Regions from separate parts of the Homo sapiens genome. Here region 2 is linked to region 1. Evidence: chromatin loops called from intact Hi-C (ENCODE). Cell type or tissue: GM12878. All regions are shown on one strand. Region 1 has its middle 20 kb from the start of RING1. Region 2 overlaps COL11A2 (collagen type XI alpha 2 chain).

Evidence for each region. A loop is a pair of places that touch in the nucleus more often than their neighbours do. Peaks named below come from ENCODE experiments on the same cell type or tissue, not always from the same donor. Only the 100,000 strongest peaks of a DNase experiment are listed, where the experiment ranks them.
Region 2: a loop joins it to region 1, with 7 times the contacts of the local background. A loop is called at or near these places in 4 of 110 quality-filtered maps.

What each region holds. Positions count from the first base shown.
Region 1 is chr6:33,224,604-33,232,603 of GRCh38, reverse strand. No RefSeq gene overlaps it. Among named protein-coding and RNA genes, the nearest start is that of RING1, 20 kb to the right of the region's middle. In GM12878, no CTCF peak of the experiment used is centred here; no DNase peak of the experiment used is centred here.
Region 2 is chr6:33,167,152-33,175,151 of GRCh38, reverse strand. It overlaps COL11A2 (collagen type XI alpha 2 chain), which reads left to right. Exons shown (of 66, transcript NM_080680.3): 31 at 572-625; 32 at 934-987; 33 at 1,097-1,141; 34 at 1,226-1,279; 35 at 1,407-1,451; 36 at 1,597-1,650; 37 at 1,751-1,804; 38 at 2,039-2,092; 39 at 2,515-2,622; 40 at 2,774-2,863; 41 at 3,049-3,102; 42 at 3,332-3,439; 43 at 3,578-3,685; 44 at 3,828-3,881; 13 more. Among named protein-coding and RNA genes, the nearest start is that of COL11A2, 21 kb to the left of the region's middle. In GM12878, a CTCF peak has its summit at 2,326; a DNase peak (open chromatin) is centred at 4,831.

The DNA.
Region 1 (8,000 bases):
CACTCACTGCTCGACCCTTTCAGGCTGGTGTTTATCTCTACCTTGCTGCTACTCAAATGTTTTTTTGCAATGAACTTTATGTCATTAAGTCCATTGTTTCGTTTTCTTCTTACTTGAACTGCCACTAGTAGCTGACGTTGCTGGCCAGTTCTTTCTTGAAACACTGTCGTTTTTTGGCCTCCAGGATTTGGCCTCTTCTGGCTTCCTCCCATCCCTCCATCGGCTGCTCTTCCACCCCTCAGCCGGCTCACTCCGCCTTTGACTGAAATCACCTGGTCATATTGGAGTTCATCAAGAGAGGTCGGTCCTGGACCCTCCTCTTCTTATGCTACCCTTTCCTTCTAGGGGATCACACCTGTCCTGTGGCTTCAGTTCCCATCAGCTGGTTACTCTCAAATTTATCTCTTGCCTCAAATCTCCAGATTTGACCACCTTCCTGCCTGGCATCCCTACTTGGATGTCCCAAAGGTATTACTAACTTAGCTTTTTTTTTTTTTTTTTTGGGAGACAGAGTTTCGCTCTTGTTGGCCAGGCTGGGGTGCAGTGGCAAGACCTTGGCTCACTGCAACCTCCGCCTCCTGGGTTCAAGTGATTCTCCTACCTCAGCCTCCGGAGTAGCTGGGATTACAGGCATCCGCCACGACACCCGGCAAACTTTTTGTATTTTCAGTAGAGATGGGGTTTCACCATGTTGGCCAGGCTGGTCTCAAACTCCTGACCTCAGGTGATCCACCTGCCTCAGCTTCCCAAAGTGCTGGGATTACAGGCATGAGCCACGGTGCCCAGCTTAACTTAGCATATTTGAAACAGAAGTCATGATCTTCCCACAGAAGCAGTATCATCCTCAGATCTGAACCACAGGGGCCCTGCCCTGGCCCACATACTTTAGGGGGATTCACCTATCACAAACAACTTATCACACACATTTATTACATGACACCTGGGCACCTCTGTCACTGATCTGCTGTCAGTGCTGGAACAGCACAACCTGAAATCTTACACATCTGCTCTTGTAATCAACGCCGTTCAAGCCCTGGGGAATGGTGACTTCTGTAATCTCTTGCCCTGTATCCTGGAAACAAAAGATGACTATAGCCAATTCTGTGAAAATCTGAGGTTGTGCCTCTGCCTGGATTCTGAAGCATGTACTGCTTTGGAGTGTAGGGAGGATTTAAGCAGTGGAAACATGTAAGTGAAATCACTTTAACCAGCTTGTTAAATATTACCTCTCAAATAGCATGACAAAGTATCATTTCCCAATAGTGTTGAGTGTGGTTTTTCTTGTTTCTCTTTGTTTTAGAGGTATGGATGTATGTTGTGCTGCATTTACAACAGTTGCAAAGGATAGCTGAGGAACATGTTGCTGTATTAAACAATCCTTATTACTGTTAAATTTATATGCATGTGGTGGGAGGGGTGGTGAGGGATAAAAAACTACACATTTACAGTGTACACTCCTCCTGTGATGGGGGCACCAAAATCTCAGAAATCACCACTAAATAACTTATTCATGTAACTGAACACCACCTGTTCCCCAAAAGCCTATTGAAAAAAAAATTGAATACATGTAGGTCTAGATATAACTCTTGTGAAGTATGATATTGATTCTTTATGTTGTAATAGATGGACATTGAATACGAGATTATGAATACAATCATCCTCAGTATTCACCAGGGATTGATTCCAAAACCCCCACTGATGTTCAAACCCCTTGTATAACATGGCATAGTATTTGCATATAACCTATGCACATTCTTCCACATACTTTAAATCATCCCTAGGTTATCTATGGTGCCTATCGCAATGTAAATGCTGTATAAATATATGTTATACTGTATTTTTTATTTGTATTATTTTTTCTTTCTTTCCTTCCTTCCTTCCCTTCCCTTCCTTCCTTCCTTCCTTCCTTCCTTCCTTCCTTTCTTTCTTTCTGACAGTCTTGCTGTGTCACCCAGGCTGGAGTGCTATGGCAGGATATCAGCTCACTGCAAACTCTGCCTCCCAGGTTCACGCCATTCTCCTACCTCAGCCTTCCAAGTAGCTGGGATTACAGGTGCCCGCCACCATGCCCGGCTAATTTTTTTGCATTTTTAGTAGAGATGGGGTTTCACCGCGTTAGCCAGGATGGTCTTGATCTCCTGACTTTGTGATCCACCCGCCTTGACCTCCCAAAGTGCTGGGATTACAGGCGTGAGCCACCGCGCCCGGACTGGCCATATATATTTTAAAAATATTTTTATTCTTCAGTTGGTTGAATCCATAGGTGTGGACCTACAGATACAAAATGCCAACTGTAGTTTAATTTTTATAAAACTATCTGTCTTAGTCCATTCAGACTGCTATAACAAAATACCTTACACTGAGCAATTTATAAATAATAAACACTGCTTACAGTTCTGGAGGCTAGAATGTCCAAGCAGGTGGTGCCAGCAGATTTGGTAGCCAGTGAGGGCACACTTTGCTTCATAGATGGCGCCTTCTTGCTGCATCTTCACGGGTGGAAGGGGCAAACAAGCTCCTTTGGGCCTCTTTTTTTTAAGACAGGGTCTCGCTGTGTCACCTAGGCTAGAGTGCAGTGGCGTGATCTCGGTTTACTGCAAGCTCTGCCTCCAGGGTTCAAGTGATTCTCTTGCCTCAGCCTCCTGAATAGCTGGGATTACAAATGCCTGCCACCATGACTGGCTAATTTTTGTGTTTTTAGTAGAGATGGGGTTTCTCCATGTTGACCAGGCTTGTCTTGAACTACCGACCTCAAATGATTAGCCCGCCTGAGCCTCCCAAAGTGCTAGGATTACAGGCATGAGCCACCGCACCCAGCCTGGGCTTCTTTTATAACGGCATTAATCCCATTCATGAGGACAGGCCCCTCATGACCTAATCACCTTCTAAAGGCCCCATCTCTTAATATCACCACATTGGGGATTAGGTTTCAATTTATGAATTTTAGGGGGGCACAAACATTTATGCCATAGCAATACATAATAAAAATTAATAAATATGTATATATTTTTTTGAGACAGGGTCTCACTCTGTCACCAGGCTGGAGTGCAGTGGCACAATCATGGCTCACTACAGCCTCAACCTCCCAGGCTCAGGCAATCCTTCTACCTCAGCCTCCAGAGTAGCTGAGGCCACATATGTGTGCCACCATGCCCGGCTAAGTTTTCTATTTTTTGTAGAGATGGCATTTCACCATGTTGCCCAGGGGGGTCTCAAAACACTGGGCTCAAGCAGTCTGCCCACCTTGACCTCCCAAAACACTGGGATTTCAGGTGTGAGCTACTGGGCCCAGCCCAAAATTTCAAAAAAAAGCAGGCAAAAAGTCAGCTTTATCTAAATGTGTTTGATTTAAAATATTGATGTGTATTCATTATCATTTATATTTTGTCCAGATGCCGTGTCTCATGGCTGAGATTCCAGCACTTTGGGAGGCTGAGGTGGGAGGATCACTCGAGCTCAGAAATTTGAGACCAGCCTGGACAACATAGTGAGACCATCTCTCTACAAAAACTAAAAAAATTAGCTGGGTGCGATGGCTCATGCCTGTAATCCCAGCACTTTGGGAGGCCAAGGCGGGTGGATCACTTGAGGTCAGGAGTTCGAGACCAGCCTGGCCAACATGGTTAAACCCCACGTCTACTAAAAATACAAAAAATTAGCAGAAGAATGCTTGAACCCATATGTATACATGTATATATACATATGTGTATGTGTATGTTTATATATATATGTATATGATACAAAATTAGCCAGGTGTGGCAGCACACACCTGTAGTCCCAGCTATTTGGGAGGCTGAGATGGGAGGATCACTTGGACCTGGGAGGTCAAAGCTGCAGTGAACTGGGATCATGGCACTGTACTCCAGCCTGGGTGACAACGTGAGATCCTGCCAAAAAAAAAAAGGAAAAATAAAAAGAGTGATTTTACAGAAAAATTGAGATTTTCAATTTATCACGGCAGTGCCAGCTCTGAATTCCTATGCGGCAACGCTGGACCAGGAGCTGCTGCCCCTCTAGGAGGGGAGGGTGCCCTCCAGCCTGTTATAGCCTTCCCTTGGCACTTGGCACATTACTTGCCTGGCCCTTACAGGAATTTGAGGTGCAAATTGATCTAGATCATTGAAGGAAGAGTCTGGGTCTTCTCAGTTTTGGGGCACTTTCGTTGCCAAGTAAGGTTCTTATGAGATTTTTAGAAGTTGAGATTAAAAAAGAGTTTATATGCAGCTGGAGGTGATACCTAACAACAACCATAATAACAGCATCAACAACAAAAACAGTAGCCTAGAGCAGTTACTCTAAGCCAGGTAAGTGTTCTAAAGCACTTCACACAACTTATTTACTCTCACGACAATGCTATTAGGTAGCACTTTGAATACACACATTTTGTAGGTGAGGAAATTGGGGCATGTAGCTGTTAAGATTTATATCAGCCGGGCGTGGTCACTCATGCCTGTTCCCAGCACTTTGGGAGGCCAAAGCGGGCGGATCACGAGGTCAGGAGTTTGAGACCAGCCTGACCAACATGGTGAAACCCCGTCTCTACTAAAAATACAAAAATTAGCTGGACATGGTGGCGGCTGCCTGTGATCCCAGCTATTCAGGAGGCTGAGGCAGGAGAATCGCTTTAATCTGGGAGGCGGAGGTTGCAGTGAGCTGAGATCATGCCACTGCGCTCCAGCCTGAGTGACAGTGAGACTCTGTCTCAAAAAAAAAAAAAAAAAAAAGATTTATACCAATTTATACCGTCCAATAGGAGGCGTGAGACTCAACACAGGGTGGAGGAGAGAATAGGTCAGGAAATCACATCTCTCCACCTGCACAGCCACCATCATTGTACCCTTCTAAAGAGACTGGCAACAACTTTCATTCAGCACTGTCCCATTGATTGGCTCATTTCATGATCACAGCAACCCAGTTAAGCAAATCCTCACCTTTGCATCGCCTGCTTTGTATCACTTTTCTTTAAAATTAAAAATAAAAAAAATGGATTACAAATTCGGTTAACGCCCATCCCATTTCTCTCCTTCCTTGTAGTAATTATCATTCTAAAGTTGTTGGGAATTATTCCCATGCGTACTTTGCACTTTTAAAAAATGTTTGCTTTCCTAAACATATACCACTGTTTTGTGTATTTTAAAACTCACACAAATAATATCATACAACATCCATTTTTGCAAGTTTCTTACTCATTACATTGCTAAATATGTCTATAATTCATTTAACTGCTGTATAGTATCCCATTATAAGAACAAACCATACTTTATTTATCCATTTTACTTAACAACAGTTAGCTTATTTCCACTTCTTCTTGACAATTAACTGATACTGCAATGACCATTTTTATCCTCGCCTTTTTGTGCATGTGTAGAAATGTTTTTCTAAGGAATAGATCTAGAAGCAAGATTGCTGGGTCATAGGGAATATTCATTTTCAGCATTAACTGGTGCCAAAATTCTCTTCAAATTTGTTGTATCTGTTTACACTTCAACACAAAATATATGCATTCCTATTGTCCCACATTTTTGTCAACAGTGTTAGAATAATTTTAATTTTGGTGATTTTGTGGGTGTAAAATGGTAACTCGCGCTGTGATTTGCATTTCTACATTACTGGTTAAATTGAGCATCTTTTCTTATGTTTATTGACCATTAGGTTTCTCTTTTGTGACTCACCTATTCACAGCTTTTGCTCATATTCTCTTGCGTTGTCCTTTTCATATGGATCTGCAACTTCTTTATGAATCCTGGATATAATCCTTTGTTGTTTATGTAGATTGTGAATATTCTCTAAGTCTGTGGCTTGTCTTTTACTTTACGTGATTTCTTTTTTTTTTTTTTTTGAGACGGAATCCTGCTCTGTCGCCCAGGCTGGAGTGCAGTGGCACAATCTCGGCTCGCTGCAAGCTCCGCCTCATGGGTTCACGCCATTCTCCTACCTAAGCCTCCCGAGTAGCTGGGACTACAGGCACCCACTACCACGTCCAGCTAATTTTTTTGTATTTTTGGTAGAGACGGGGTTTCACCATGTTGGCCAGGATGGTCTCAATCTCCTGACCTTGTGATCCACCCGCCTTGGCCTCCCAAAGTGCTGGGATTACAGGCTTGAGCCATCGCGCCCGGCCTATGTGATTTCTTATAAAAGCTTAAAAATGTTTTAACGTGGTCATATGTATCAATATTTTCCTTTATTGCTTGTGCATTTATTTATAGTCGACAAATAAAAATTGTATCTATGGTGTAACAACATGATGTGTGTATATATATGTGTGTGTGTGTGTGTGTGTGTAATGGCTAGAGTAATTACTGTATCTGTTATCTCACATACTATCATTTTAAACGTGATATTTGAAATGTACTCTCCTAGCAATTATTTTTATTTTTATTTTTTTTTTGAGACAGGATCTTGCTCTGTCGCCCAGGCTAGAGTGCAGTGGCAAGATTATAGCTCACTGCAGCCTGGACCTCCCAGGCTCAAGTGATTTTCTCTTCTCAGCCTCCCAAGTAGCTGGGACTACTGGCACGTGCCACCACATCCTGCTAATTTTTTCAATTTTTTGTAGAGACAGGGTCTCACTATGTTACCTAGGCTAGTCTTGAATTCTTGGGGTCAAGCAATCAAGCAATCGGCATCCCGAAATGCTAGGATTACAGGCATGAGCCACTGCGCCCAGCTAATTTTTCTATTTTTTTTAGAGATGGGGTCTCACCATGTTGCCCAAGCTGGTGTCGAACTGGTCTCAAGCGATCCACCCACCTCAGCCTCCCAAAGTGCTGGGTTTACAGACATAAGCCACTGCAGCTGGCCAGCAATTTTCAAGTATACAATACATTGTTATTAACTCTAGTCATCATGTTATACAATAGATCTCCTGAATTTATTCTACCTAACTGAAATTTTGTATCCTTTGACTAAAGCTCTCCAATCCCTGCCCACACCCGCCCCCCGCCCCCTAGCCCCTGTGCAGCCACCATTCTATTCTCTGCTTCTGCAATTTTATTTTATTTATTTATTTTTTTAAATTTATTTTGAGACAGGGTCTCACTCTGTTGTCTGGGTTGGAGTCCAGAGGTCTGATCACAGCTCACTGCAGCCTCAAACTCTTGGATTCAAGAGATCCTCCTGCCTCAGCCTCCCGAGTAGTTGGGACTACAGGCACGTGCCACCATGCCTGGCTGAGTTTGACTCTTTAGGTTCCACATGTAAATGAAATCATGGTATTTGTCTTTCTGTGCCTGGTTTATTTCATTTAGCATAATATCCTCTAGTTTTATCCATGTTGTCACAGATGACAGAATTTCCTTCTTTTTAAAGACTGAATAGTATTCCATTGTGTATATGTTCCATAATCTCTCTATTTATTCATTGATGGACACTTAGGTTGTTTCCATGTCTTGGCTATTGTGAATAATGGTGCAGTGAACTTGGGAATACAGATATCTCTTCAACATACTGAGTTCATTTCTTTCGAAATATACCTGATAATGGAACTACTGGATCACATGGTAGTTTTAATTTTTTGAGGAAGCTCCATTCTGTTTTCCAAAATAGGTGTACAAATTTACATTCCTACCAACAGTTTGTGAGGGTTCCTTTTTCTCCACATCCTTGCCACCACTTGTAATCTCTTGGTTTATTTTTATTTTTTTTATCAGAGCCATCTTAGCAGGTATGAGGTGATATCTCACTGTGGTTTAAATGTTCATTTCCTTGATAATTAGCAATATTGAGCATTTGTTTTTCATATACCTGTTGGCCATTTATGTGTCTTCTTTTGAGAAATGTTTTTTCAGATCATTTGCCCATTGTAAAATCAGATTTTTGGCTGGATGCAGTGGCTTATGTTTGTAATTCCAGCACTTTGGGAGGCCAAGGCAGGAGGATCACTTGAGCCTAGGAGTTCAAGATAAATCTGGGCAACATAGGGAAACCCTGTCTCTACAAAAAAATTTTAAAAATTAGCAGGGCACGGTGGGGTGTGCCTGTGGTCCCAGCTACTTGGG
Region 2 (8,000 bases), 57 kb after region 1:
TTGCTGAGGTTTTACAGAGGCACAGGGATGCTTGTTGATTACATGGCCAGTGAAGGGCAGAGCCAGGGGTTATGCCCAGGCAGTCTGGCTTCAGAATCTCTGCTTCTAAGCCCTGCTCTGCAGCTGCCTGGGCAGGATGAGCCCTGGAGCCTCTGGGGAAGGGGGCATGCACGGGAGTCGGGGTGTGGTGGGCAAAGGGCCTGCAGGGGGATTGGTCTTGGTGAAGCAGGAGTGGGTGCTGGGGTAGATCCCACCTCCCTCATGGGGTAGATGGAGCTGAGGTTGACATGTGGGAAGCAGCTAGATCACAGTGACCCTGAAGGACCTGATACCTCTGTAGGCGCAGGGGAGGTGGGATCCCAGCACTAGAATTGGGGAAAATCCACTCACGGGAAGGAGAGACAACAAAAGTCAGGCAGCTGTGGGGCAAGCAATGAGGGGCTAGAGGCTGGGGTGTGTGGGGTGTGTTGCTGGGTGGGGGCTGGCTGTTATATGTGAGGGTTGAGGTCTCCAGGGGTGGAGTGGCATCTGGGCCTCCTCTCACTCCTAACTGCTTCCTGTCCCTCCACAGGGCAAGCTGGGTGTTCCTGGTCTGCCTGGCTATCCTGGACGTCAGGGACCCAAGGTGATGCCATGCCCCATACGTGCCCCTCCTCCTCTTCCCTCCTCCTCTTCGCTTCCCTGATCCCTGATTCCAGAAAGCACAGATGCAGGGCAGTGGGGGACCCCAGAGGGAATTTAGCTGACCCCCATTTTACAGATGACCGAAAGAGGCCCAGAGAGCAGCAGGGGTTTGTCCAAGGCCACTTAGTTCTTGGCAGAGCTCGGGTCTCCCTGGCCACTGCCTTTGTGGCCTCTCCTGACCCCCTTTGCCCCTTCCTGAACCCTACCTTTCATAACTTCTCAATTTCCCCCCTTCTCCGTTCTCACCAGGGGTCCCTAGGATTTCCTGGCTTTCCTGGTGCCAGTGGAGAGAAGGGAGCCCGGGTAAGCTGGGGGGTGGGAGGGCGTGAGAAGGGAAGGGCTGGAGAGGTGTAGAGGGGGTCTGTGGGGAGTCTCACCCTGGGTAATGTTCTCTCTGCTTCATTCCCACCAGGGCCTGTCGGGGAAGTCAGGGCCTCGGGGAGAACGGGGCCCCACGGTGAGTGCAGGGGAGAGAAACAGGTGGCTCAAGGTCCAGAGGGGGGCATTTGGGTTTCTCTGACAACTCCTCTTCCCTCTGTAGGGTCCACGGGGTCAGCGGGGACCCCGAGGTGCCACTGGGAAGTCTGGAGCTAAGGTGAATGGTCTCTACAAGGCTCCAACTGCCCCCTGCCCACTCAGCCCCAGCTCTCCCTCAACATCCTGACCTCGGGGACAGCTGGAAAGCAGCTCTTCCCACTCCTTGACTCTGTTTCCCCCCACAGGGAACATCTGGTGGTGATGGCCCCCATGGGCCCCCTGGAGAGAGGGTGAGTGTGGATCGAAAGTCCCCTTCCCCTGAGGTCCCCAGGGAGCCTGGGTGAGCCAGCTCCCTCCTCACCCCAGGAAGGAAGCTGAGTTCCCCCACTCAGCCCCTGCCCCCATTCTCCTGACTCCCCCCACCTCTGTCTCTAGGGCCTCCCTGGACCTCAGGGTCCCAACGGGTTTCCTGGACCGAAAGGACCCCCGGTAAGTTGACCCCGAGCTCTGACCCACCTCGCTTCTCTGAGTCCTTCTTCCCTACCTGCTTTCCAGCTGAGAGTTCACCTGACAACTGAACCCCTTCCAGGGCCCCCCTGGGAAGGATGGGCTGCCGGGACACCCAGGCCAAAGAGGAGAAGTGGTGAGTGATGCTCCTGGCTACCCATTCTCAGGGGGCTCCATCAGACCCTTTAACCCCAGAGCTGTCTGGAAAGCCCACAGGGACGTTCTCCTGGCAGAGTGGAGCCTGCCCTGGTGCTGCTCAGACCCAGGGCCCAGGGCTTGGTGTGATCCTGCCTGGGATCCTTCCTCCTGGGAATCTGCCCCACAGCGCCCACACCTGCTTTCACTGCATTCTCCTCTCTTCCTCGCCTAGGGTTTCCAAGGGAAGACCGGCCCCCCTGGTCCTCCAGGAGTGGTGGGACCTCAGGTAGGTTTGTCCCTAGGAGAGAATGGACCCCTGACCCTAGCATTAGTCTGTCTGCCCCTCTTCTCTCGGTCACACGCCCCTGCCCCGGTCCACCTGACCCAGACTCCTGGGGCTGGGGTCAATGGTGGGGGCTGGGATTTCAGGCAGGGGTCCTGAACTTCAGTCTGTTTTGGGGCGCATTCTCATCGTCTTGTCCCCCAGGAGAGGCAGTTCCCCAACAGAGACACAAGGTGGTGTAGTTACTCCACATGGGGCAGGAGAAAACCCAGCAGTGGCCCAGGAATGCCGGGGAATTTCCCAGGAGCTTTGGGGCAGGGATAAAGGGGTTCTGAAGGAGTGTTTTAGGGTGGCCAGGGTGGGCTCTTCTGGCAGACAGCGAGATGAAGGGCCTGAGAGCAGGAACTCTCTCTGCTTTTGTCTAGGGAGCAGCAGGAGAAACCGGCCCTATGGGGGAGAGAGGTCACCCAGGCCCCCCGGGGCCCCCTGGAGAGCAGGGACTACCTGGGACAGCTGGAAAAGAAGGAACAAAGGTCAGTGAGGGGCCAGGCAGAGGGGAAGTGGGGGAGCTGGGGATTGGGGTGCTGAAAGGAACAGGTAGTTGGAGATTTGAGGGGGGGCTGGAGAGCTCTCTGTTTAATTTGGGAGCATGGCTGTGGCTCATCACCTCTCCTTTCCTTTTAGGGTGACCCTGGTCCCCCTGGGGCCCCAGGGAAGGATGGTCCTGCTGGTCTGAGGGGATTCCCAGGAGAGAGAGGCCTCCCAGGCACTGCTGTGAGTGTGACTCCCAGACCCCTGCCTGTCACAAGCACCAAGCATCCTGAGTCCCCACCCCGACCCTGTCCCTGACCCCCTCCATGTCACTCCCCACTTCCATCTTTTGGAGCCTGTCTTCCCTCTCCAGCTCTCACCCTTCTCTTTTCGTGAAGTCTCATCTTCCCCAAATGTCTGGTTCATAGGGTGGACCTGGTTTGAAGGGGAATGAAGGTCCGTCTGGCCCCCCTGGCCCTGCAGTGAGTCTGGGGTTCCGGAAGTGGTAGGAAGGACCCGGGAAAGGGGTGGGTGAGGAAGGGTGGGAGTGGCATTCTGATACCACCAGGGGCTGTGGGGCTGGGCAGAGGCTGTCCAGGGACAGCCAGAATGCATCTGATTTTGGGAGCTTTTGGGAATTGTGGTCTGAGGTTCTCTGGTATGGGCGGGCTGGTGTCTCCTTCCTGGGGGTCTGACCATCTGCTTTCTCAGGGCTCCCCTGGGGAACGAGGTGCAGCAGGATCAGGGGGACCCATTGGTCCGCCAGGGCGCCCAGGCCCGCAGGGTCCCCCTGGAGCAGCAGGAGAGAAAGGTGTCCCAGTGAGTGTGGGGGTATTGGGGAGGGGTACTGGGGAGGGGTCTGTGAGCCTAGGGTTGATGGGCTATGACAAGTTTCCTGTGGGGTGTTTGAGGGTGAGGGTCACCTCCAGGCCATGACTCCTTCCTCCTGTCCCACAGGGTGAGAAGGGCCCCATTGGCCCGACTGGCCGAGATGGAGTGCAGGGTCCTGTGGGGCTTCCTGGTCCTGCTGGGCCTCCAGGTGTGGCTGGAGAGGATGGAGACAAGGTGAGGGGACCCCACAGACCCCGACCAATCTTCTTTCCAGATGAGATGGCTGACCTGGGCATGACCCCTGGCCCCTGTCATGTCATCCTTCCCACTCTACCCATCACCTTTCTCTAATATCTTGTCTGCCTTCTCCTCCCAGGGTGAGGTGGGGGACCCCGGACAGAAGGGCACCAAAGGGAACAAGGGTGAACATGTAAGTGTCCATGACCTTGACTTCTGACCTCCTGGCCTTTAACCTCAGTCCCACCTGATCTCTCTCCCTGTTTTGGTGTCTCTGACTCTCTTCTCTTACCCAGGGCCCTCCTGGACCCCCTGGACCCATTGGTCCTGTGGGGCAGCCTGGAGCAGCGGTGAGTGACCCCTCCACCCCCACCGAAGGCCCAGCAGCCTCTGGTCCTCCCTCAGCTCCCCTCTGCCCTTGTGGCTGGGAGTGGGAGCAGGGGCTCTGGGCCTGGCACCCAGCTGTGTGTGGTATTTGTGGATAGAGAACACCTGACCCATGACCCATCCCTGTGTCCTTGTCTCTGCTTTCCCTCAACCCTGCAGGGAGCAGATGGGGAGCCCGGAGCTCGGGGACCCCAGGGACACTTTGGAGCCAAAGGTGATGAAGGAACAAGAGGATTCAATGGGCCCCCAGGACCCATTGGCCTACAGGTGTGTTGGGGGATAGGACAGGGGCTGAGAGGTGGGGTCAGGATGGGGTGATGTTTTGCCCCAGACTCTGCCAGCAGCCTGCCGATGCAGACTGGAGGGCCTGCGGAGTCTGAGGGGAGGGGACTGTGGGGCCTATCTGCCTAGGGCTGTGCTTTGGGTGGGGTCGTCACCTGGGCCCATGTTTTGTATACTTGCACAGGGTTTGCCAGGCCCCTCTGGGGAGAAGGGAGAAACAGGAGATGTGGGTCCTATGGTGAGTGTGACCCCTACTGACCCTAGCCACCATACTAGTCACCCCCCTCCCTGGCCAGCCCCCACCCCACACCCCACTGCCAACTCCCTGGCCTGGCTGCTCCTCCTCCTCTCTCCACCATTCATGCTCAGCCATCTCACTTCCCTTCCTCATCTGTGGTGTATCTGTTTCCCCCAGGGACCACCTGGCCCCCCAGGACCTCGAGGTCCAGCTGGACCCAATGGCGCTGATGTGAGTCATCTCAGCCCCTGTCCCTTGAGACCAATGTGTCTGGTCTTCTGCCTCCCTTTCCCAGACCATAAACTCTAGTATCGTCTCAGGGGCCAAGAGAAGCCCTTACTCCCGGGAGGCCTCCACTGCCTCACTGCTGTAACCTTGGGCTGCTCATCTGGGACTTTGCCCCTGAAATGGCACCTCCATCCTAAGCAATGACACCTATTTCTGTTCCTCTTCCAGGGCCCACAAGGTCCCCCAGGAGGTGTTGGGAACCTGGGTCCCCCTGGAGAGAAGGTAACTGGGAAGGGGGTGAGTGGACCAGTCATGGAAGTGGGGGATGGGAGTTGGATTTCTGCCAATTTTGGGTGGGGAGACAAAAGAGAATGAGATGTGGGGAATATCAGAATTTTTTGGCTGGGGAAGGAGAGGAGGTTTTTGACTCTAATCTCTTTGCAGGGGGAACCAGGAGAGTCAGGATCTCCAGGGATCCAGGGCGAGCCAGGTGTCAAGGTGAGTGACAGCTCCAAGGCCTTACTCCCCAGTCCCCGTCACCCGCCTCAACCCTGCCTCCACTTTTCCTGTGACCTCCTTGAGCTGGAACTCCTCTGCAGCAAGAGTCTCTGCTCCCTGCCATCCTCTATGAGGCCTGATCCCTGGTCTGAGTGAGCCCTTCTTCCCCTTTCTTGAAGGGAAGGGGACTAGGGAACTCCCCTTGTAGGCTTGACTTTCTGTGTATGTCCCATTGTCACTGAGGGGAGTAGGGGATGGCTGAAGGTGTCTCGGAAGCAGAGGCTGCATCCCTGATCTTCAAGATTCCCTGGGCCATCTGTGTCCTCCGCTTGTTCTGCAGGGTCCACGCGGGGAACGTGGAGAGAAAGGAGAGTCGGGGCAGCCAGGAGAGCCAGGGCCACCAGGGCCTAAAGGCCCCACAGGCGATGATGGCCCCAAAGGGAACCCTGTGAGTTTGGGGCAGTGGGGGCTGAGTCCTCTCAGGCCCTGTGAATGACAGACCTGGGAATATGGGTGTGTGTGAGGGAGGATCTTGGAGTGTGGGGAGCCCGGGAGTTTGGGGGATGCTCTGGGAATGGGGCATCCAGAGGGATGCCTGGGGTCTAGGATCCGGAGAGAAAGTGAGAGATGCCCTGCAGTTAATACCTTGAGGAATTAGACAACACGCAGTGCACGTGGTAGGGAAAGGGGTGCAGGAGACCTCTTCCTGGGGGGTACTGGTGGGCACTGCCTCTAGAGAGGCAGTGGCGTGTGCCTGTGGGCGTCTGTGCTGGGTGGGCTTAGGGAGCTGTGACCCTGACTCTTATTCTCCATCTGGATCAGGGTCCTGTTGGTTTTCCTGGTGACCCTGGCCCCCCTGGAGAAGGTGGCCCTCGGGTGAGTCTTACTCAGAGAAGGGAAGGGGCAAAAAGGGTGGGGCTTCTATGGGGGGGTCCTCTGTGTGGCCGCTGGGCTTGGGTATTGGGAAGCCGGGGGTATGGCAGGGTGGGCAAGGGGATGGGGTATTGACAGTTTTGGAGGTGATGCCAGCCAGGTTGGGGGCCCACCTCTGACCTTGCTTCACTTCTGCAGGGCCAGGATGGTGCTAAGGGTGACCGAGGCGAGGATGGTGAGCCAGGACAGCCTGTGAGTGCCTGGTGACCCCACCACCCCCCTGAGCCCAAGCCTCATCCTCTTTACCCCTCTTCTGTGCCCCACTCCTGAGGGGTCCCTTGGCTGGAGGATAAACACTCAGCCACCCCAATTCCTCTCTCCCTAGGGATCCCCTGGTCCCACCGGGGAGAATGGACCCCCAGGGCCACTTGGAAAGCGAGTAAGTGAGGTGGACCCCTGAGACCTTGGGAGGCAGTCCCTGGGCTGTGTGGGTGGAGGCTGGGCAATGGCAGGTGGGATGGGTGGGGAGGTGCCTGGTGTCTGCATTGCCCTGGGTGTGTGTGTGTGCAGGAGCTGGTGGGTTTAAGGGCGTGTGGTATCTCATTGCCCGGGGCAGGGTGTGTGTGCAGGAGCTGGTGGGTTTAAGGGTATGCGGTATCTCATTGCACTGGGCGAGTGTGTGTGCAGGAGCTGGTGGGTTGATGGGTGTGCGGTATCTCGGGCATGTTTGTTCCTGGGTTCTGGTGTGTATGTTTTCACCAGGGGTAGTGGTGGTTACTGACAAAGCAGAATGGAAACTGGAGGAGGGGCTGGCCAGCTTTTCTGTGGGCCAGGGGTGAACCTTTTTAGTTTCTGGGGCAGGAGACGGGCCACCAGGTAGGGTGTGGGCAAGTGGCCCTTCACCAAATGTACAGACTACCCAGTATTTTCACAACTGTCACAGCTGTATCTGTTCTGCACATCTGTGAATCGGCCCTCGGCGCGTGTCCCTGTGTATGCACGTGTGTGTGTGCATGTGTATGTGTGTGTCTAGGACAGGAAGGGGGAAGAGTTGAGCCTGGCTGCCCACGGCCTCATGTGCTCTTCCTTCCCACTCCACCTGCAGGGTCCTGCTGGCTCGCCTGGTTCCGAGGGGCGACAAGGAGGGAAGGGAGCCAAGGTGAGGGACAGGCTGCCCTAGTGCTGGAGCATCCCCTCCGCCTCCCACCCCTCAGATGCCTCCGTCTCCAGATGCCCACCCCATCTCCACCTCTCCCATGTTGGGCCCTTATGGGGACAGGCGTTCCCTGTACTTGTTCCTGCGCTAGGGGCTCCTAGAGTTTGGCCCTTCCTCCCTGCCTCCTGCCTCCCACCTTGGACCCTCTGCCCCCTGCCCACACCCCACTCCTCTGCCATTCAGGACACATTCCTTGTGTGTGTTTCAGGGAGATCCTGGCGCTATAGGTGCCCCGGGGAAGACAGGCCCGGTGGGTCCTGCAGGCCCAGCAGGGAAACCTGGCCCTGATGGTCTGAGGGGGCTCCCAGGCTCAGTGGTGAGTCACTGCAGGGAAGGGCTGGGCTGGGGTGGGAGTGAGGGGCCATGGGAGGGGTGCAGTGTGGGGATGCTCCTCCTGACCCCTGTGGCCCCCTCAAATCTTCAGGGTCAGCAAGGCCGACCTGGAGCTACAGGCCAGGCTGGGCCCCCAGGTCCTGTGGTGAGTGACTGGGATTGGGCTGAGTGAGGGGTGAGGGCAGTGCCCTGGGACAGAGCTGAAGCCCTGGAGGAAGTGGAGGCTGTTGGGGAGAACTTGGTCCCACCTCTCCCTT